Regions from separate parts of the Mus musculus genome. Here regions 1 and 2 are each linked to region 3. Evidence: chromatin loops called from intact Hi-C (ENCODE). Cell type or tissue: gastrocnemius. All regions are shown on one strand.

Region 1 (8,000 bases), 240 kb before region 3:
AGTATATGAATAGCAGTGAGAACAATCAACTCCTTCCTCAGTGCTGCATGTCAGACTGCCATTTTCTACACTAGACAATGGAAGACATGATGTCCCATGATTCAACTCAAAGTCTGAATGATATGGAATATTTATGGCCTTCTCAACTCTTGTCTTACTAAGGAGGTTCTGATAAAATCTATCGTGTTTACACATATGGCTGTTGACATGGTCTGGTCTAAGCTCTCCAGGAGAAGATTATCCCTGGGAAGAATTATGTCATGGATATGAATGAAATCATGGCACCGGAGGATGGAAAACATGATCTTCACAACATGTTTTCAGAAAAGTTTTGATCAAAAGTTTTCAGACCTCAGATGTAGAGCTTGAGGCCAGAAATTTTCCAATGTATCCAGGGAGAATGACATTGAATGAATGGAACGGAACTGTTGAATATAAGTAAGTGGATCTTCAGAGAGCAGTAGCCATAAAACAGACACATAGTTTTATGTGTGTCTCTGATGTTTGTCTGCAGAAGAAACGGATTTCACGACTATTCCATCTTAGATCCTAGCAGATATGAAGAAGCTATGTGTTTTCATTCTATTCTTTATGCTCCTGAAGTTTTCTCTCATCTCGCACCACTTAACTGAACCCATTTGCTTTTGGAGGATAAAGAATAATGAAGATAATGATGGAGATTTGAGAAGTGACTGTGGTTTTTTCCTTGCAGCAGTTGAGGGACCCATTGACCAAATTTATAATATTTCTAATTTTAGGTAAGTCATTAACTTTAATTCCTGCTCCAATGTTATGTATTAGATGTATTTAGCTGTGTACACAAACTGTGTGGTTGTGTCCTCTTCTTCCCCCTGTAACATTAAGAACCACTGAAAAATAATCATAATGTCAATCGCTATTTTAATGCTTTCAATGTGTCACAGTTTAGTTTAGCTTTACTACATTGAACTCCAATTCACAATGCTGGACAATGAGAGTGTCTGGAGTCTATCTGTTGAGTCTTTGTGGATATCATATGTTGATAGATGTCTCATCATCTGCCTTAAATTCATAGTTCCCACCTGTGGCAAGAGCTATATATAGACTGCATCACTGCCTGTATTCGATTGTCTCCCAATGATTACTATCTAAATGCCTTCATAAAAAGGTTATCTAAGTTTGGTCTCCAAACCAGTTGGGCATAAATTCATACATTGAAATATTTATGTATGTGTGTGTCTACTATACCTGATTCTATATTTACATATATAACATTATATATATTATATGTGTGTGTGTATGTGTGTATACATATATACATATATATAATATGTATACTATAATATGTATACTTACACTATCTATATTTACTTGTGTGCTATGCTCACTCCAGTGAAGTCTACTTGACAGGCCGAGAGGCCTGGAAGCACTCACAAGGCAAAGTGTTTCAAGAAAACTATGCCTCCTGGAACCTTGGCATTCCCATAGACCATATACTCAAATCATGTCCCCGCGTTATTCTGGTTTATGCTCTCTCTCTCAGTATTGTTTTATTAAAAGTGCCTTTAAGGATTGATTTTTTTGATATAGCTAACCCTCTGCCAGTGTTCCAAAGGCTCCTAGAAAATCCTTGAGGCCCATGAGCTTGGAATTCAGTAAGAATGTTGCCTACTCATTAACATTCAAATTCGCTTCTAGTAGAGACAGTGAAACTAATTAGGCATTACAAAGAACAAAGCTAGATAAGCTCAGGGCTAGTCTGCATAGTGATTACTTAGGACAATAGCCGAGTCTGCCCCAAACATGGGAATACACAATGGCCTAGCGAATAGGTGGGTTAACCATGGAAATTGGTGGATGGGAATTCCCCTGGAACAGGTTTCTTCACTAGGCCCAAAGGAATAGCATAGTCAGGTATTTACTAAGAACCCCTGGTGGTGGGTTTAACAACAGACTAGCATTACATCAGAGCATTCACGTGGCTCGATTTTAAGTGGTAACCAAGGTCTGGTCCCTGCCATCTTTTGATATATGCATTCCTTTTGTTTTGTGTCACTGTAACTTGGCAGATGTTTCCACCTGGCTTTTCTTGTTTTTCTTCTGTATAAAAAAGTCCAGTGTTCGTTTGGACATTAAATTCAGATCCAACACACTCTCATGTTGCGTCTGTTTGTCACCCTCTCTCACCGACTCCTTTGCCCACCTACAACCAGAAACCCATTCTGTGCAGATAGGAGACCCAAAAGAGTATATATGTAATATAAACATATTTATATACATATTTATATATACACTTTGCTTTTGAAAATAGTCTTTGAATGAGCCCCTCCTACCATTCTGGAGTTGATACTGAATGTATAAAAAGACTTCCAGGCTTCATATTCTGTTATCAGAATAATCTTTTCATCCAATTATACAAATGTCCAGTCACATGTTAGGCTTATCATCAATGTCAGATTAATGGCCAATATTTCTATTAATTATTGAATAAATATTGAAATAACATTAGAGAAAATCTAGGAGAACAAATCACTTCTTGTGAATGAGAAGCTGTTCTCAAAGTGGCTACTTAATTCTGAGATCCGAAATGTGAGATGTTACCATTGGTGCCTCAGATCATGAAAGGAGTGTTGAAATCACTCGCCTTTTATTTAAGCAATGTGCCTGGGACTTCTTTTTTTCATGAACTGAGGTTTCCTATACTTTTCCGTCTCTGACTGTCATTCCATCTCTTATTCAATTTTGAAGTCTTTGAGATTTAAAGACTACATTTTCCAATTGTTAGGCACAGTAAACTGTATACACTTTGATAATGATGGTGGCTTTACATTATTATACGTATGTGTTAGTTCAGTAGGAATTTCATTTCTGATGTATCCTGTATTACCTCATACCTCATTGGAAAAATAGTGAAAATTCTCATTGGTGACTTTTTAATAAGCCATAATAAGGTTTAAAATTGAAATATATGTACTATGTCAATACATCTTTCAGGTTTAGAGAGAAAAACTTAGCTCTAAACCCTCAATTGAAAAATGCAAATGAGCATATTTGGTGTTTTTACTCCTAATGAGAGGTAAATGCTAATAGTAACAGATAAACTATCAACTGTGCTGGGGCAGATGAACACATTCTTATGGAGAGAATGTACTCACTGATAAGTGGATACTAGCCCAAAACCTAGGATACCCACGATATAAGATACAATTTCCTAAACACATGAAACTCAAGAAAAATGAAGACTGAAGTGTGGACACTATGCCCCTCCTTAGAAGTGGGAACAAAACACCCATGGAAGGAGTTACAGAAACAAAGTTTGGAGCTGAGATGAAAGGATGGACCATGAAGATCTCTGTATTTAGACTTCACTTAAAGAATCTCAAAGAATTAGGAGGACTGAGATGCTAACAGAAATCTGATACCTCGATGAAATTGATATAATAGTGACACACTAAAGGTAACATTAAATTGATGTATAAAAGAGCATAAAGGATAATATTTTCCTTATGTGATATATTGTATCATCACGTACATTTTGCAGTAGACAATTAAAATTAAATGAAATATATCTTAAAATAATCTGTTTATTGAATGTTAATACTTAAAAATATTAAAATCATGTTCTACAAACATCATGGAAATATTGATAATTTTTCTAACTAGCTTTTTTTTTTTTTTTTTTTTTTTTTTTTTTTTTTTTTTTTTTGGTTTTTCGAGGCAGGGTTTCTCTGTGTAGTCCTGGCTGTCCTGGAACTTACTTTGTAGATCAGGCTGGCCTCGAACTCAGAAATCCACCTGCCTCTGCCTCCCAAGTTCTGGGATTAAAAGAGTGTGCCACCACACCCGACTAATAAGCATTTTCTTAATGTTTAACTTCAAAAAGGTTTTCCTATTTTGAAATTTGTAAAATAGTTATTGATAAAATAGTTTCTCACCTAAAAACACTGATAATCTTTTTTAAGTAAACTGATTATTATACAATATACACAGATATATAATGTGTTGTTGAACACTCTCACACTATATCAGGTGGTATCATATAAGGGCTTTTGAATATATTTTTAGTGTTAATCTTTTAATATTTTATGCTCTTTTACTATGCTTAATTCAAAAAAAAAATATTTTCTATGTTTTGTAACCATTTGATACTTGTACTGGCTAGTTTTGTGTCAACTTGTCACAGCTGGAGTTATCACAGAGAAAGGAGCTTCAGTTGAGGAAATGCCTCCATGAGATACAACTGTAAGGCATTTGCTCAATTAGTGATCAAGGGGAAAAGGCCCCTTGTGGTGGGACCATCTTTGGGCTGGTATTCTTGGTTCTATAAGAGAGCAGGCTGAGCAAGCCAGGGGAAGCAGTAAAGAACATCCCTCCATGGCCTCTGCATCAGATCCTGCTTCCTGACCTGTTTGAATTCCAGTCCTGACTTCCTTGGTGATAAACAGCAGTATAGAATTGTAAGCTGAATAAACCCTTTCCTCCCCAACTTGCTTCTTGGACATGATGTTTGTTCAGGAATAGAAACCCTGACTAAGACAGTACTCAATATTAAATATAGGATCCTCAGTTTTGGATATTATTAAATATGCATTAATAGTATTTTTAGGGTATGAAAGGAAATGAACATAAAAGTTGAACAAAATTTTTATGTATTATTTGATTCTCAAAATATTCATTATTATTATGATGTGTGATATATAATGTAGCCTTCAGTGGCTTACAGTCAAGTAGGGCTAACCTGGAAGGAGGGCTGGAAATGAAAAGGGGGAACAAGAGAAACATAGAGCTAAGACAGTATTCTGATCAAGACTCAAAGTTTATTTCTGCAGCTCCAGCTTATAAGCATTTCAGCACTTACAACTCTTCTTGAGAAAGTTCCTCTACAGAATAAACATAGATAAGAGTTCCTCTTGACTGCACTATCTACTCTCTGACCTGGGCTACGCAGACTGCTCTTATGACCTTGGATATACACACTGTTCTCATGGCAGCACTCTGACTCTCCACAGTATACAATGCATTTAAATAATAAAAAGTTTTAAGGAGAATGTGTTATACATTTAATATGTGGTTTAAGTCATAGTTTTATTATGTATATGTGGAATTACAACTTTAAGATTATTTTATACTAGTCTCCTTCAATAGACTGTAATCTAGTTCAAGGTTAGCATTCAGAGATAAAGTAATCTTTATTTTCACAAATACCAAACTTTTCAAATCATAGTGCCCTATGTCTATGAATTTTTAAATTGTATTTAATTCTAAAGATCTCTAATTTAGTAGGTTTTTTTCAAGACTTTTAGATAGAAATTTAGTATGTCTCATATTACATAATTTACAGGAATTGGGATTTTATGTTTCAAACATCTCCCTTAATCATAATTATGCCTTGTTTTAGAATACCAGCAAGAAGATATGAGTTTTTCCTAGTACTGTTTTTTGCTACTGATGAAATCAACAAGAATCCTTATCTTTTACCCAACATGTCTTTGATATCCCCCATTGCTTCTGGTCAGTGTGAAAAAACATTGGAAAATCTGGATAAAATATATTCAGAAAAAAACCATACTGTACAATTTACTGATAATATCTGTGTATTTTATGAAACCTGTTACATAAGCCTTATAGGACCATCATGGAAAACATCTGTAAAACTGTCAATTCATCATGGGACACCAAGGGTAAGAATATGTGACACTGGATGAGTTAACAACTTTTTGTGTTTAAAGATTCATTTATTTAATGTAGGTGAGTACATTGTCATTGCCTTTGTAAAGAATAGAAAAGGGCATCAGATCCCATTACAGGTGGTGATGAGCAACCATGTGGTTATTGGGAATTGAATTTAGGACCTCTGGAAGAGCAGTCAGTGCTCTTAACCAATCAGCCAGCTCGATAGCCCAAGTTAACAACTTTTAAATTCGATTTACATGTACCTACAAGAAAATTGGAGAATATGCATTTATGAGTGCACTGTTTTACACACACACACACATACACACACACATAATAAAGAGTACATAATAGGATCATAGATGTACTGGGAAAACAGGCAAACTGTCAAGAATACTCTAGAATCTAATAGGAATAATACATAATATTTATATAATAATCTTAATATCTTTAATATGAGTTCTGGAATGTGAATAATATTACCTGTGTATCAGTCCAAATATTCTAACAACTTTATTCCTCATGTGCATGTTTCATCCTCTCTTCTACATCCTTTAGGTTTTCTTTGGACCATTTAATCCTAAACTGAGTAACCATGACCTGTTTCCCAATGTCCATCAGGTAGCCACCAAGGACACACACTTGTCCCATGGTATGGTCTCCTTGATGCTTCATTTTAGATGGACTTGGATAGGATTGGTCATCTCAGATGATGACCAGTGTATTCAGTTTCTATCAGACTTGAGAGAAGAAATGCAAGGACATGGAATCTGTTTAGCTTTTGTTAATATGATCCCAGAAGACATGCAGTTATATATGACAAGGGCTGAGATATATGACAAACAAATTATGGAATCAACAGCAAAGGTTGTTATCATTTATGGTGAAATGAACTCTACCCTAGAAGTCAGCTTTAGAAGGTGGGAAGATAAAGGTGTAAGGAGAATCTGGATCGCAACCTTGCAATGGGACGTTATCACAAATAAAAAAGATTTCACCCTCGATTTCTTCCAAGGGACTGTCACTTTTGCACACCATGTAGGTGATATTGCTAACTTTAGGAATTTCTTGCAAACAATGAACAATGAAAAATACCCAATAAACATTTCTGAGTCTATACTGCAGTGGAATTCTTTTAATTGTTCCTTCTCTAAGAACAGCAATAAAAAGGATCATTTTACATTCAACAACACATTGGAATGGACAGCACTGCACATATATAACATGGTTCTGAGTGAGGAAGGTTACAATCTGTATAATGCTGTGTATGCTGTGGCCCACACCTACCATGAACTCATTCTTCAACAAGTAGAATCTCAGCAAACAGAAGTACCCAAAGGAACATTCACTGACTGTCAGCAGGTAAAGTTTCTTAAATTTCATTATGCTCAGATATATCAATGGGATCTTTTAAATGGACCCAAAGAAACAACTGTACATTTGTTAGATATTATTCTCTCAGCAGAAAGATTTCTACACTGCAAATCTCCCTAATGAATCTTTAACATGGATAAATATCATGCACAAGGATCACATTTGATAACAGACAATACATTTTTATGCTATTAGTAAATTTTGTGAAAATGTGTCTCAACATTTCACCAAATATTTTCAAAATTTAAAATAGGAGCCAAAGAGTTTTATCATAAAACGTTTAAGTGATAACTAGACTAGAATGTTTTTCTAAAGAATAATTTCTCAAGAATTGATACATGAGCTATGATTAATAATTACTCATTTAAATTAGTTATTTACAAAACCATAAATGATTGTGACTGCACATTATACTAAGTTTATGTGTATCTCATAATGTATAACTGTATGTACATGCAAGACCCACAACTTGTAGACATTCAGACTTCCATTTCATTTGCACATACATGCCTTAATGTTTTCAAAACTACCATTTCTAAGGAACATGCTCATACACACACACACACACACACACACACACACAGTGTACTCGCTATCTGGTAATTATATTTTCTAGCACATTCTACCATGGACATTAATATGAAGTATATTAGTTTTTAATCATCCATGATGCATATTGTATTTTACTACAAGAGATTACTTTAATACAGCTGTCTTTCTGAAATTCATTAAGAAATTATGGAAAATTCTCAATTTCCCATTCCCTTTTTTGATGTGCATGTGTAAACGTCTAATGGTGCATCTCAATTAGGTGTCTTCCATGCTGAAATCCAGGATATTTACTAACCCTTTTGGAGAACTGGTGAACATGAAGCATCAGGAGAGTCAGTGTGCAGATTATGACATTTTCATCATTTGGAATTTTCCAAAAGGCCTTGGATTAAAAGTAAAAATAGGATACTATTTGCCTTGTT
Region 2 (8,000 bases), 230 kb before region 3:
CATTTGATCTTAGCCATTATGACTGGTTTGAGATGGAATCTCAGGGTAATATATATATTTCATGGGAGAGAAATTGATGCCACATAAATATTACATTTGGATTAATAAGCTTAGGAAGAAAAATTTCAAATTGCGACAAGCTCAATGTTACATATAAAATATTACATGATATAGTAAATGTTGTATGCCATTCAGTGCATTGCAGGGTAACACAAAACAATAATGTTCTTGAAACTGTTAAGTAATGCTAGTTATCAGAGGAATATTTGTAACAATATCTGTTAATGTCCCACATATCAATCTGCAGGTCATTATACATATGATGTATACATAAACTACATAGACATACACACACACATTATATAATATTTATGTATTGCCTCAGGTTCCCTCCTCCATGTGTAGTGTGGCATGTACTGCTGGATTCAGGAAAATTCATCGGAAACAAACAGCAGACTGCTGCTTTGACTGTGTTCAGTGCCCAGAAAATGAGGTTTCCAATGAAACAGGTACATGCTTGCATGCAGAAGCAAAATTGCTGAATTCGAATGCCTTCTTTTTCCAAACAAGAAATATGATAAGTCCTAGATGGAAAATGAAGACCTAAATTTTCCATGTTTCAGAACTTGGCAAGAAATGTCTACTTCTTTTCTACCCAGCAAATAACTTGCAATATTTTTGACAAACAATGCATTTCATTCACAATATGAACGTTACTAATTTTATTATATGGAAAATATTTAGGGGGATATACCTGTTTAACTATTTTTTAAACAAAAATATTAGGCATAGTCTATGCATATATTTGTTCTTCTTTGATTCTTTGTACAAAGAAACTTGACTACATGACCAATCCACAATCTGTTCCTCGATCACCCATCCTAATCCCTGTCAAAGACCAGATGATCAGGGTCACAGTTGTTATTTAATGAAATATATTTTAAGAGCTTAGATGGCTTAAAGGATTAACGATTTCCTGTCAAAGAATTAGAACAAGAGTGAAGATTTCAAGAATGCAACAAGAGATGGGAGAGTGCATATTATCAAACAAAGCCTACCTGAGGAAAGACAGGTGAATGTGAATATCCATAAATTTCATGCCATACCATTTAGAATATGTAGCTGGGAAGAAAGAGATCTTACCACAATGAGAGGGACATGCATATGCCTATGAGGCAAACAGCTTCAAGAATGAAAATATTCCTTTCTGTAAATATTTGCATGAGGAAATGTATGTTCGGGTGCCTATGTGTAGATACAGACAAGGACACAACTCTCAAAGAAAACAAAGTACATAATGTATTTCATAAACTAGCATCAGTAACTATGCCTGCACACTACACTTGTCTGTGAGTAGTGAATTTATAGTTTGAGGAATTAAATAATCTGAGATTATACATATTTATATTCATCATCTTTTCATTATTTTTCTTTAATAAATAATTTTTGCTGTTCCATTCCCTGTGATGGTGTTTTGTCCCATCACAAAGCATAGGTTAATAGAGAACAACTTAAGTTAGTGGTCCCTACAATAATAAGTAATGGAATGGATTCTCGACATTTATCGATAAATGCTCTAAAAAATATAATTGCAAAATTATTAACTACATATTCATGACATCTTATAAGGGTCTATTGTTGTTTGCCAGCAGATATGGAACAGTGTGTGAGGTGTCCAGATGATAAGTATGCCAACTTAGAGAAAACCCACTGCCTTCAAAGAGCTGTGTCATTCCTGGCTTATGAAGATCCACTGGGGATGGCTCTAGGATGCATGGCCCTGTTCCTCTCTGCCCTCATGGTTCTAGTACTAGTCACTTTTGTGAAGTACAAGGATACTCCCATTGTGAAGGCCAATAACCGCATTCTCAGCTACATCCTGCTCATCTCTCTAGTCTTCTGTTTTCTCTGCCCATTGCTCTTCATTGGACATCCCAACCTGGCCACCTGCATCCTGCAGCAGACCACATTTGGAGTATTTTTCACAGTGGCTATTTCTACAGTGTTGGCTAAAACAATAACTGTGCTCATGGCTTTCAAGCTCACTACTCCTGGGAGAAGGATGAGAGGGATGCTGGCATCAGGGGCACCTAACTTGGTCATTCCCATTTGTACCCTAATCCAACTTGTCCTCTGTGGAATCTGGTTGGTAACATCTCCTCCCTTTATTGACAGAGATACACAATCTGAATATGGAAAGACCATCATTATTTGCAACAAAGGCTCAGTCATTGCCTTCCACTTTGTTCTGGGATACTTGGGTGCCTTGGCTCTGGGGAGCTTCACTGTGGCTTTCTTGGCTAGGAACCTTCCTGACAGATTCAATGAAGCCAAATTCCTAACCTTCAGCATGCTGGTGTACTGCAGTGTCTGGATCACCTTCCTCCCTGTCTACCACAGCACCAGGGGAGCGGTCATGGTGGTTGTGGAGGTTTTCTCCATCTTGGCTTCTAGTGCAGGCTTGCTAGGGTGCATCTTTCTCCCAAAATGTTGTGTTATCTTATTAGACTAGATTCAAATCTGCAGAAGTACAAAGATAACATGCTTTCTGGAATCTTTAGTAATTTTAAAATGTTTGATGATCCTCATCATATATGTTTGCTTTGTCTTAACAAAAATAACACTAAATCATACAAATATTAAGTAATATACAAAGTTAGTACTTACACTGTACAGCAGCACAGTACTTCCAAATGTACTAACAATTACCAAGTTTTAGTGGAAAATGGTCTCAGTCATGTGTACATAATCCTAAACATTGAGAATAAGGAATCTTAGTTGATGAATGCAACCATCACTTTGACCTGTAGGTATGTGTTTAAGCCATGTTCCTAATTAATGTTTCATATAAGGTGACCCTACTGCTGTGACATTGCCACCTCTGGGCAAATTGTTCTGGGAGTTATAAGAAAGAGGACTTGGCATAGACATGAAGCCAGTAATCAGCATTATTACACATGCTCTCATTGAGTGTCTGCATCCAAGTTCTTGTCTTGACTTCATTCAGTTAACTGTGACTAAGTTACATAGGGAAATAGGACTTTTCTCACATGGTTCTTTTGACCATCATGTTTTGTTACAGCTACAGAATTTAAGACATCAGCAAAATGTTAAACTGCTTTGGTTGGGATTTGGAATATCACAGATTACTGATGCAATAGAAGATACTGATTTGAAAGAGAAACAAGTTTGAATATTAGGAGAGTGTGGAGCATAGTTACAGTGTTGCATATTGTTGATGGCCCTCTCAGAGGCCTGAGATTTTGTAATAGCTTCCTAATGTACTATGAAAATATTCAGAATATCAGGTAACATACTAAGAAGATTACAATCTGTGGAGTTCAGATTGTGCCTGCTGTATAATGCACTTGAACTTTATGTGAAAACACACCATTTCATTATAAAATTAATGTGTTTCATTCACGGAGGGTAATGGTAGTGGAAAAAATTCACACACAAGGCCTATATCACAATAAGGTCAGTGAAGTCTGTGAATATATAAATGACTATAGATGAATAACTTCATAAATGTCATCAAAATAGGAACAACTAAGGATCATTTGGTTTAATATGACACAGATGTACATACAAACACATACACATAATTATTTCTGAACATTAGTTGTTGCTCAGTGTTATTTTCACTCAAAGTATTATTTGTTCCTTTTATTTTTAAGTGTTATTTTGTAGTTTATTTTTGATCGTATAATTTAATTGTTTTTTCTTTATATTTCCTATCTCCAGAACACCATTTATAGCCCCTCCATACACTCCAAAAATGCACATGGCCTCTTATTTCACTAGTGCTTACTGAATGGATATATGTATCTATATATACATATACATTTTGAAATATAAATTGTAGAGATGTGTAAAATTACATGTTTTTGAGTTCTGATGGCTCATTATTTGGTAATACCTGGCCAATATTTCTTCCCTTCCCTGATTATGACAACCTCCTCCATTCCCAGATTTACACTTTCCAGTAAATGGTTGTGTAGGCTAGAAGCTTTGCAAGCTTGCTTACTTCCATGCTGCCATGCAGAGTGCAGTGATCCTTCTTCAGGTCATATTTTGTGGGTCTATTGGTAAGACTTCATGGTCTACCTAAGCTAGTTGTAGAAGATTTATGTTCACAGGCAGCTTCCTCATCCTTTGACTTGCAAGATCTATCCCACCATTTTCTTTACTTTTCCCTAAGCCATGAATGAGGGAAATTTTTGTAAGAGTATACACTTCATTGTTTCTTTCAACTAAGGACTCTGGCAATAACTATCACTCGATCACAACATCTTTAAAAACAAGAAGATTGAAAGAAACTCTGACAAGATTTTCTCAGGAAACCCCCTAAAATCCAAGTGTTCTTTTAATCTGGTTCATTGGAATTTGATGCACTTATCTGCCTGGGTGTAGGCACCAAATGTCACTTCTTAGAAAAATAAATTTAAGAAAATTACATTGAATTGCAAATACCTGATAATCAATCACTTGCTCCATTTCAAAGAAAGGACCTTGGAGTAGATAAAGGTATAGAGATGCAAATTCAGACAATTCTTTCATACTTTAGCTGCTTATTTTCAATTTTTATAACATGTAAGTCAGAATCAATATTAAATTTTCAAATTCTTAGTGCGATGAGAAGGTAGAACCTAATGTAACATGATTCATCACAAATACTGATTATGTCTTTCATTGATTAATATTGAATCATTTCAGTTCATCTTGACCATTATTCAGTGTTGTAATTTTAAGACTAATAATCTATTTTGAAATTTTTAAAGAAATTCAACAGGCATGTAAGTCAGAACTTGCAGCAAACAAAACGGAAAGGTAGATTATAGAATCTATATGTAGAATAGTAAGAAACTGAGTAGTACTGCAGCCCTCTATGCTGTCAGCCACTGAGGGAAAAAGTTGTTTTGGAGGCTGGGGTATTTGAAAAACATGCTGAATCCAGACCTGAGCCCTGATACCTCCCACAAGGCCTCTAGCTCTACCTCTGCTTCTGTGCTTGTGAAAACAATGGAGATGATATAACAGAACACACTCCTTTGGATTATGAGGATATGGGCCTACCACACAGGAGACAACAGTATCTGCTCACTGTGTCCTCAGTGAGTACCTGGATACCTGGGTAAATCCTAGTACAGATGAGGATTTTCCTGGTAACTCTTGAATTTTCAAAATTACAAGTCAAATAGCAATAGAGAAATAGGAGAAACATATGATCTGCATATTGGTGGCATGGAGCTGAAAAGCCACTGGGCCCCTGGAGTTGTTAAAGAAGGAAGACCAGTGTGACAGCACAGTCCTCTTACAGATGCATGAGGAGATGTTCCACAGCCCCTCTGTTCATATTATCTGTCTTCTCTTAAACTCTAACTGAACTCAATTCCATTACCTTCAAACATCTCATTTTCCAACTATGGTGCCTGCAGGCATCACTCCACTATGCTATCCAGACTAACTTCACTTTCTATATTCTAACAGAATTTTCTTTCAGACTTATTTATTTTATCTATGTGAGTACAGTGTCGCTGTCTTCAGACACACCAGAAGAGAGCATCAGATCCCAATAAAGATGGTGGTGAGCCATCGTGTGGATGCTGGGAATTGAACTCAGGACCTCTGGAAGAGCAGTCAATGCTCTTTTTTTTAATTAGGTATTTTATTCATTTACATTTCCAATGCTATCCCAAAAGTCCCCCATACCCTCCCCCTCACTCCCCTACCCACTCACGTCCACTTCTTGGCCCTGGTGTTCCCCTGTACTGAGGCATATGAAGTTTGCAAGACCAATGGGCCTCTCTTTCCAATGATGCCCGACTAGGCCATCTTCTGATACATATGCAGCCAGAGACATGAGCTCTGGGGGGTACTGGTTAGCTCATATTTTTGTTCCACCTATAGGGTTGCAGACCCCTTTAGCTCCTTGGGTACTTTCTCTAGCTCCTCCATTGGGGGCACTGTGATCCATCCAATAGCTGTCTGTGAGCATCCACTTCTGTGTTTGCTAGGCCCCAGCATAGCCTTATAAGAGACAGAAAAATCTTGCTTGTATATGCAATGGTGTCAGCGTTTGGAGGCTGATTATGGGATGGATCCCTGGATATGGCAGTCTCTAGATGGTCCATCCTTTCATCTCAGCTCCAAACTTTGTCTCTGTAACTCCTTCCATGGGTGTTTTGTTCCCAATTCTAAGAAGGGTGAAGTGACCACATTTTGGCCTTCGTTCTTCTTGAGTCAGTCAGTGCTCTTAACTGCTGAGCAATCTCCTCAGCCACCTAAGTTCAGGTTCTTGAACTCAACTTTAACTACAGGAAATTTTTAAATGTGTCAAGTGGCATGATTTGAAAAATATCAAATTACTAAAACCCTAAGAACAAACAGGCAATAGAGAGACATCCACAGACAATTCAGAAAGGAACTTAAATAATTTTAATTTTGATAGAAAATTGTCAGAGACCATCCCATGAGAAAGTGAGCCCTTCACAATCTCCCTAACAGGCCAAATGGCCTGGTGCTAAGAGCTAGTTATCACCCCCTTTCTCCCTATTCCCTTCCTGGCACCTAAGGCTGTAAAAGCTGAATTATAGTCCCCTCTTCCCTATCTCTTCCTGAACTCCCATGCCATCCAAGGACATGAGTTATGCCTGAGCCCAGCCTGACACCCAAGGCTGTCAAGGAGGATAGATATTCCAGAGATAAGATCCAGAGTGCCCACTGCCTGGTGCCTGATTTCGGCCCCCATGTCAGCAGATGCCCACTTCTTTGTATAATTCTCCCTCGACCTCTCCCATATTCCCTGAGATGTATGCTTTAAAAAGAAGGCACCTCAGCATAATAAACAAGACCTCGATAGGTACCCTTCCTGGTCTCCTATTCCTCTTTCTTCCTCCCATCTCCTTCCAGGTTTGCGGTCCCCCTCACACCCACGAATAACTGAATCCCATGGGACGAGATTAGAAAATAGGGAAACAGATGAATATAATGGCGATTTTAACTATTGCAATCTTTAAAAAGCACATATACACTAATGTACACACACAAATCAGAAACTACAAGATCTGAAAGTAGGAACACATGAAATGAGTTCAACAGAACAGGAGGAGAAGAAATAAGTGAAAGACTCTGTGTACCAAATTAGAAGTGGCATCAACAGAAAAGGTAATGAAAAGCCAGAAAAGAATGTGAGAGATGGAGGTGCCAGGCAGGTGAATATACCTGAAACCCACATGGAAAGACAAAAGTAATAGATGCACTATGAAAAGAGGTGTGGGAACTCATGAAACTGAAAGATCTCAGTGTGCTCAGAGGAGGGTGCTGTGGGAGGCCACACCAAGGGCACCACAGTCCAAGTGCTAAAGCCCATCCCCAGAGCCTTCTCTATAATCACCAATTCATATCTGGATATTCCAGATAATGTATTAACATAATCCTTAATATTTATTGTTTAAATCCCCTTAGTGATATGATTGTGTTATATGCTTATTTTTTTTTGTTATGAAATGTTATGAGCCCCTTTAAATTCTATTCAGAGCCAAATCAAACTTTACTTACATTTTCTGTGTGAACACACCAAGGAAAGTTCAGATATGCCTATGTTGTTTGGGTGTTAACAAACACTCTATGTTCTCATATCCTTGCTCCACTGAAATAAAAATCCTACAAAGCCGGTGAAAATCCTAAGCTATCCAGGCTATATAAATGATGGCAAAAGCAGTATCTAACATACCATGAAAAGAAGTGATAATCAAAAATATACTCGCTAAATAAATCTTTTTTAAAAAGGAAAGAAATATACTCCCATCTTAATGTTGAAGTTAATAGTAAAATGCAAATGGGCATCTAAAATGACCTGGAATCTGTGAAACCTTCCACTAAGTCCCATACATAAAGCAAGAGCATATTTGAGCTGTGTGCTATGTCTCCTTCCATATCTTAACACTGGTTCTCTCACAGCAATGTACCCATTCAGAAAGTTGAGGAGATGAGCCAGT
Region 3 (8,000 bases):
CCTGGAGGGCATCATCCTGAGCGAGGTAACCCAATCACAAAGGAACTCACACAATATGTACTCACTGATAAGTGGATATTAGCCCCAAACCTAGGATACCCAAGATATAAGATACAATTTGCTAAACACATGAAACTCAAGAAGAATGAAGACTGAAGTGTGGACACTATGCCCCTCCTTAGAATTGGGAACAAAACACCCATGGAAGGAGTTACAGAGACAAAGTTTGGAGCTGAGATGAAAGAATGGACCATGTAGAGACTGCCATATCCAGGGATCCACCCCGTAATCAGCATCCAAACGCTGACACCATTGCATACACTAGCAAGATTTTATTGAAAGGACCCAGATGTAGCTGTCTCTTGTGAGACTATGCCGGGGCCTAGCAAACACAGAAGTGGATGCTCACAGTCAGCTAATGGATGGATCACAGGGCTCCCAATGGAGGAGCTAGAGAAAGTAGCCAAGGAGCTAAAGGGATCTGCAACCCTATAGGTGGAACAACAATATGAACTAAGCAGTACCCCGGAGCTCTTGTCTCTAGCTGCATATGTATCAAAAGATGGCCTAGTCGGCCATCACTGCAAAGAGAGGCCCATTGGACTTGCAAACTTTATATGCCCCAGTACAGGGGAACGCCAGGGCCAAAAAGGGGGAGTGCGTGGGTAGGGGAGTGGAGGTGGTTGGGTATGGGGGACTTTTGGTATAGCATTGGAAATGTAAATGAGCTAAATACCTAATAAAAAATGGAAAAAAAAAACTCTGCACCAAAAACATCTGGTCCTGGGCTTCTTTTGGTTGGGAGAATATAATGACTGTTTCTAATTCTTTAGGGGATAAGGAACTGTTCAGATCGTAAATCTGATCCTGATTTAACTTTGGTACCTGCTATCTGTCTAGGAAGTTGTCCATTTCATCCAGGTTTTCCAGTTTTGTTGAGTATAGTCTTTTGCAGTAGAATCTGATGATATTTTGATTTTCCTCAGGTTCTGTTGTTATGTCTCCCACTTCATGTCTGATTTTCTTAATTAAGATAGTGTCCCTGTGCCTGCTAGTTAGTCTGGCTAAGGGTTTATCTACTTTGCTGATTTACTCAAAGAACAAGCTCCTGGTTTGGTTGATTCTTCGTATAGTTCTACTTGTTTCCACTTGGTTGATTTCGCCCCCTGAGTTTGATTATTTCCTGCCTTCTACTCCTCTTGGGTGAATTTGCTTCCTTTTGTTCTAGAGCATTTAGGTATACTGTCAAGCTGCTAGTGTATGCTCTCTCTAGTTTCTTTTTGGAGGAACTCAGAGCTGAGTTTTCCTCTTTGAACTGCTTTTTGTGTGTCCATAAGTTTGGGTATGTTGTGGCTTCATTTTCATTAAACTCTAAAAAGTCTTTAATTTCTTTCTTTCTTTCTTCCTTGACCAAATTATCACTGAGTAGAGTATTGTTCAGCATCCACATTAATATTGGCTTTCTCTTATTTATGATGTTAGTGAACATCAGCTTTAGTCCATGGTGATCTCATAGGATGCATCGGATTATTTCAATATTTTTGTATCCATTGAGGCCTATTTAGTGACCAATTATATGGTCAATTTTGGAGAAAGTACTATTAGGGGCTGAGAAGAGGTATATCCTTTTGTTTTAGGATAAAATGTTCTGTAGATATCGGTTAAATCCATTTGTTTCATAACTTCTGTTAGATTGACTGTGTCTCTGTTTAGTTTCTGTTTCCAGGATCTGTCCATTGATGTGAATGTGGTGTTGAAGTCTCCCACTGTTATTGTGTGAGGTGCAATGTGTAGTTTAAGCTTTACTAAAGTTTCTTTAATAAATGTGGCTACCCTTGCATTTGGAGCATAGATATTCATAATTGAGAGTTCATCTTGGAAGATTTTACCTTTGATGAGGATGAAGGGCCCCTCTTCGTCCTTTTTGATATCTTTGGGTAGGAAGTTGATTTTATTCCATATTAGAATGGCTACTCCAGCTTGTTTCTTTGGATCATTTGCTTGGAAAATTCTTTTCCAGCCTTTTACTCTGAGGTAGTGTCTGTCTTTGTCCCTGAGGTGGACTTCCTGTATAGAGCAAAAAGTTGGGACCTGTTTCAGTAGTCACTCTATGTCTTTTTATTGAGGAATTGAATCCATTGATATTATCAGATATTAAAGAAAAGTAATTGTTGCTTACTGTTATTTTTGTTGTTAGAGTTGGGATTCTGTTCTTGTGGCCATCTTCTTTTAGGTTTGTTGAAGGATTACTTTCTTGCTTTTTCTAGGGCATCATTTCCCTCCTTGTGTTGCATCTTTTCCTTTATTATCCTTTGAAGGGCTGGATTCATGGAAAGAAATTGTGTAAATTTGGTTTTTGTCGTGGAATAGCTTGGTTTATCCATTTAAGGTTATGGAGAGTTTTGCTCAGTATAGTAACCTGGACTGGCATTTGTGTTCTTATAGGGTTGGTATAACCTCTGTCCAGGGTCTTCTGGCTTTCATAGTCTCTGGTGAAAAGTCTGGTGTAATTCTAATAGGCCTGACTTTATATGTTACTTGACATTTTTCCCTTACTGCTTTTAATATTCTTTCTTTATTTAATGCATTTGTTATTCTGATTATCGTGTGTCAGGGGGAATTTCTTTTCTGGTCCAGTCTATTTGGAGTTCTGTAGGCTTCTTGTATGTTCGTGGGCATCTCTCTCTTTAGGGTAATGAAGGTTTCTTTTATAATTTTCTTGAAGATATTTGCTGGACCTTTCAGTTCAAAATCTTCATTCTCATCTACTCCTATTATCCATTGGTTTGCTCTTCTCATTGTGTAATAGATTTCCTGAATGTTTTGAGTTAGGATCTTTTTGCATTTTGCATTTCCTTTGATTGTTGTGTCTATGTTTTCTATGGAATCTTCTCCACCTGAGATTCTCTCTTTCATCTCCTGTATTCTGTTACTGAATAACACATCTATGGTTCCTGATTTCTTTCATAGGATTTCTACCTCCAGAGTTGTCTCCCTTTCATTGTTCTTTATTGTTTCTACTTCCATTTTTAGATCATGGATGGTTTTGTTCAATTCCATTCTTTATTGTTTCTACATCCATTTTTAGATCATGGATGGTTTTGTTCAATTCCATGGTTTCGTTGTGTTTTCCTATAATTCTCTAAGGGATTTTTGTGCTTCCTCTTTAAGGACTTCTACCTGTTTAGCAGTGTTCTTCTGTATTCCTTTAAGTGAGTTATTAATGCCCTTCTTAAATTCCTCTACCAGTATCATGAGATATGATTTTAAATCCGAATCTTGCTTTTGCGGTGTATTTGGGTATCCAGGACTGGCTGAGGTGGGAGTGCTGCGTTCTGATGATGGTGAGTGGTCTTGGTTTCTGTTAGTAAGATTCTTTCATTTGCCTTTTGCCATCTGGTAATCTCTGGTGTTGTATGTTCTAGCTGTCTCTGGCTGGAGCTTATTCCTCCTGTGATTCTATTAGGCTCTGTCAGCACTACTGGGAGTCCAACTCTCTCTTGAGTCCCAGTGGTCAGAGCACTCTCTGCAGGTAAGCACTCCTCTTGCAGGGAAGGTGCACAGAGGTCTGGGTCTCAGCTCGGCCTCCTGGCTGAAGATGAAGGTGGTAGTGACCCTGTCCAAGAAGCTCTGTTGCTTCTGCTGCCTGTGCATGCTCTCCTGTCCTGACTGGTTTCTGAGAGACCCAGGATACAAGATGGAGCTCTCACCTGCATCCTAGGGTCAGAGCCCTCCCTGGAGGCCAAATCTCCTCTGGCAGGGCAGGTGCCCAGATGTCTGGGTCTCAGCTCTGCCGCCTGGCTGAGGATGTAGACTCAAAGTGACCCTGTCCAAGAAGCTCGATTGCTTCTGTAGCCCATACCCTCTCCTGCACGGACTGGTCTCTAAGAGACCTGGGATACAAGATCCCAATGTTCTTTTTCTATAAAAATAACAGAACTATATCTTCATATAAGATTTAGAATCCATTTTCCAAAGAAAATATTTTTCTGAACTAGCAAGCTGGTTCCTCATCTCTTTCTGACTTGCATTACTGCTGGTTCTGACTCTTTCCTTATAGTAATTTTCAAATATATAGAGTCAACTTCAGATTACAAACCATTATTAATAACTTTGTATAATTTTGTGGTAATACATTGCTATATCACGTGAGTATCTTAATATCTGAAGCAAAGTCTCAAGCTGACAACTTAGGTGTGTTGACATTTAAATACCCAATTTTCATGGGAAAAGCCATTGAGAAAGAGTCTGTTTTGGAACTTTGGATAGTGTAGAACTTGATAGGTAGACAGACTTAGCCTCAAACTCACAAATAACCCCTGTCTTGCCTTCTGATTGCTAAAATTAAAGGAATGTGTCAACATGCTAGGTTGCATTTATCATTAAGAAAAAGAGTAATTCAAAGTAAGGCAGGATATCATAGAGAGCCCTGGAAGGTATTGAACAAACAATCCTCCTGTCTCAGCATCTTCCTTTGTTCAGGATCACATGCATTTTCCACATGCTCCATTATGACTCATCTTGACTACATTGTTGGTGACTTTTTCAAGCTAAGTTCATATTCTCATGGTGCCCCTTTCTAAATAGAATCACAAAAGTTAAGAAATACTGAATATCAAATAAAGCAATATTTTGATTCATTTCCTATAAGAAACATGATGCATTAAATCCTATCTATACACAAGTCCTCTTTGTTTTCTCAAATGAAAGTCAGCCTATGTCATCCATTCCCATTTTTTAAATCTGACAGACTTGGTGAATGCTCATTTTGTGGACATTTTAACTTTGTTTTTCACTTTCACATGTATCGGAGAGAATTCTTGAGAACTGCCACACAGAACAAGTGGAACTGAAGTTATAGAACATACAAATAAAAGAGAGCAGACACGACCAGTCCTAATGCCTATGTTTTACTTGAAGAAGGGGAGACAATGAGGATTAGCTGAGATCTCTGACTTTTATGGAAATACAAAACCCACAGTATGTACAATAAGAGGGAAGCCATCTAAGGCACTTTCAGGTACAGACCCTTAGCAATGTCACATACCTGCTACAGAAATCCCAACTCAGTGTCTAGAACATAGGCAAAAAGAACAATATTCTGTATTTATCCTCAGCAGCCTTGTTCACCAATGTTATTTCTTTCATCCCCTAATTATTGGAAACTGTCTTGTTTATGCTGTGAATGTATCAGAGGTATAAGGGAAGGGGTATTGACAGCACTGTCTCTGTGTGATGGGCCTTTATGTCATGCTTTGTTAAAACTTTAATGTCATCAGTGATCACCTCATGTTCTGCAGTCAAAACTTAAATTTCAATCTGTACATGCTGAAAATGTAGGATATGTTGGTACTACCTCAAGCAGTTCTCCGAGGGGCAATGAGAATGACTATAGGAAAGATAGAAAAGAAAATTCAGAAACACTGTGAGAAATCAGAGAGGGTTTTCCAGTCAATACTGTGGCTTCCTCGAGTTTAACTCTCTTAGTCTTTACATACGTCACAGAATCTTGGTAAACAAAGACACAGCTAACAGAAACAATTTGCTAGAATGTACATAAGACATTTCTTCTCAACCCAAAAGTCTCTACTCTTTCCACCAAGGTCAAGAGAATCTTCACCCCCCTAGCCTTGAGTCCCAGGTGTACATCCCCTTATTGTCCCATGACTCAGCAGTCCAGGAAATCTAATGTGTATCCTTAGGATGTCTGTTTCCAGACCTCCAGTTCTGTATGTTTCAGGAGCCATAAATCAGATAGAGGTGCATATTACCACCAAGTATACAAAAAGTAGAGCCTATCTCAAGAAGACACTCAACTTACCCAATCCTTAGGTCTGCAAAATTACTGAAAATTATTTAAACTGACAAAGTCATAATTCAAACAAAGTGTGAAACAAATTCTTATTCATAGTAACTAAGAGAGTACAATAGACTCCATAGCAACATTTTATTATAAGCTAGTGACATAACAACCTTTCAAACAATGGAGTTAAAGACTCCAGTTAATTCAGTGTGGATAGTATGGGCAAAAATATAAGGTAGTTCAAAAAATACAAACCAAATCCAATACTCCATCTGTGTCACTCACTGTAATCTAACCAAGTTACAAAAATTAGCATAACAGACATACATCTGTGTTCTTACAATGTAACCCAAGACAGAACTATTTCAAAACAAATACCAACTAGACATGAATGAAAAATATAAAGTATATACTAACATTAGCAATAAAATTCTCTCTCCTAAATGACATTTAAATTCTTTCATTCCTTTGAGTAAATGCACAAAATTGTTCTCAATCATATTAATGAATTAAGAACAAAAATCAAATAAAGAAATGTTTCATCAAATGGCACTGAGGGCCAGGGACTGATTACAGGTAAGAGATCAGCATAGTAACTGAGTGAATGTCTGCACAAGTACTGATATTGGACAGGATGGGTGTTGAATCTCTACAATTCCAGGCATTTTTGGATTTAGCATAATGACATTTTCTCCGGATGACTAGAATCACAGGAAGTTTAAGGAGATTTTATAAATATGACTAGCATACAATACTATATGAACAAGAGAAAGAATGCTCACTCCTGGCTCAATGCTGTATGTCAGACTGCCCTTCCCTACACTAGACAATGGAAGACATGATGTCCCATGATTCAACTCAAAGTCTGAATAATATGGAACATTTATGATCTTCTCAACTCTTGTCTTACTGTGGAAGTTCTGATAAAATCCTTAGTGTTTATACATATGGCTGTTGACATGGTTTGGTCCAAGCTGTCCAGGGGAAGATTATCCCTGGGAAGAATTATGTCATGGATATGAATGAAATCATGGCACCTGAGGATGGAAAACATGATCTTTACAACATGTTTTCAAAAAAGGTTTGATCAAAAGTTTTCAGATCTCAGATGTAGAGCTTGAGGCCAGAATTTTCCCTATGTATCCAGGGAGCATGACATAGAATGAATGGAAAGGAACTGTTGAATATAATTAAGTTGATCTTCTGAGAGCAGGATCCTTAAAAGAGACACACAGGTGTATGTGTGTGTGTGATGTTTGTCTGCAGAAGAAACGGATTTCTCAATTGCTCCATCTTAGATCCTAGCAGACATGAAGAAGCTGCGTACTTTCACTATTTCCTTTTGGCTCCTGAAGTTTTCTCTCATCTTCTGCCATGTAACTGAACCCATTTGCTTTTGGAGGATAAAGAATAATGAAGAAAATGATGGAGATTTGAGAAGCGACTGTAATTTTTTCCTTTGGACATACGATGAAAGTACAGAAATCAATTTTTATAATATTGTTGATTTTAGGTAAGTCATTAATTTTAGTTCCTATTTCAATGTTATGTATTATAAATATTTAGCTGTGTACACCAACTGTGAGGTTCTGCCCTCTTCTTCCTCGTGTACTTTATGAACCACTGAAAATTAATTATAACATCAATCACTACTATAATTCTTTAAAATGCGTCACAGTTTAGTTTAGCTTTACTACAATGGATTGTGATGGTGGCTTCACATTATGATACTTCTGTGTTATATCAGTAGGAATTTCATTTCTGATGTATCCTGTATTATCCCACACCCCATTAAAAAATAGTGGAAATTTTCATCGGTGACCCTTTTATAAGCCATAATAAAGTTTATAATTACAAATATGTGAACTGTTTCAATGCATGTTTCAGATTTAGAAAGAAAAACTTACCTCCAAACTCTCAATTGAAAATGCAAATGAGCACGTTTGGTATTTTTACTCCTAATGAGAGGTAGCTGCTAATAGTAACAGATAAAGTGCCAACTGTGCTGGGGCAGATGAGCACATTTCAGATGGAGAGAAGATATTGTACTCAGACATCACTTAAAGGATCTCAAAGAATTAGGAAGACTGAAATGTTAAGAGAAATTTGATAACTTTTTTGAAATTGACATAGTAACAACACACTAAAAGATAAATATTAAATTGATGTGTAAAAGAACCGAAAGGATAATATTCTG

The links. Peaks named below come from ENCODE experiments on the same cell type or tissue, not always from the same donor. Only the 100,000 strongest peaks of a DNase experiment are listed, where the experiment ranks them.
Region 1: a loop joins it to region 3, with 5 times the contacts of the local background. A loop is called at or near these places in 18 of 42 quality-filtered maps.
Region 2: a loop joins it to region 3, with 5 times the contacts of the local background. A loop is called at or near these places in 20 of 42 quality-filtered maps.

What each region holds. Positions count from the first base shown.
Region 1 is chr5:109,090,423-109,098,422 of GRCm38, reverse strand. It overlaps Vmn2r12 (vomeronasal 2, receptor 12), which reads left to right and starts at 559. Exons shown (of 6, transcript NM_001104623.1): 1 at 559-758; 2 at 5,378-5,660; 3 at 6,211-7,014; 4 at 7,838-8,000. The coding sequence starts at 559. In gastrocnemius, no CTCF peak of the experiment used is centred here; no DNase peak of the experiment used is centred here.
Region 2 is chr5:109,080,361-109,088,360 of GRCm38, reverse strand. It overlaps Vmn2r12 (vomeronasal 2, receptor 12), which reads left to right. Exons shown (of 6, transcript NM_001104623.1): 5 at 386-509; 6 at 1,650-2,512. The coding sequence ends at 2,512. Among named protein-coding and RNA genes, the nearest start is that of Vmn2r12, 14 kb to the left of the region's middle. In gastrocnemius, no CTCF peak of the experiment used is centred here; no DNase peak of the experiment used is centred here.
Region 3 is chr5:108,851,624-108,859,623 of GRCm38, reverse strand. Vmn2r9 (vomeronasal 2, receptor 9) reads left to right here and starts at 7,114. Exons shown (of 6, transcript NM_001104621.1): 1 at 7,114-7,316. The coding sequence starts at 7,114. In gastrocnemius, no CTCF peak of the experiment used is centred here; a DNase peak (open chromatin) is centred at 3,627.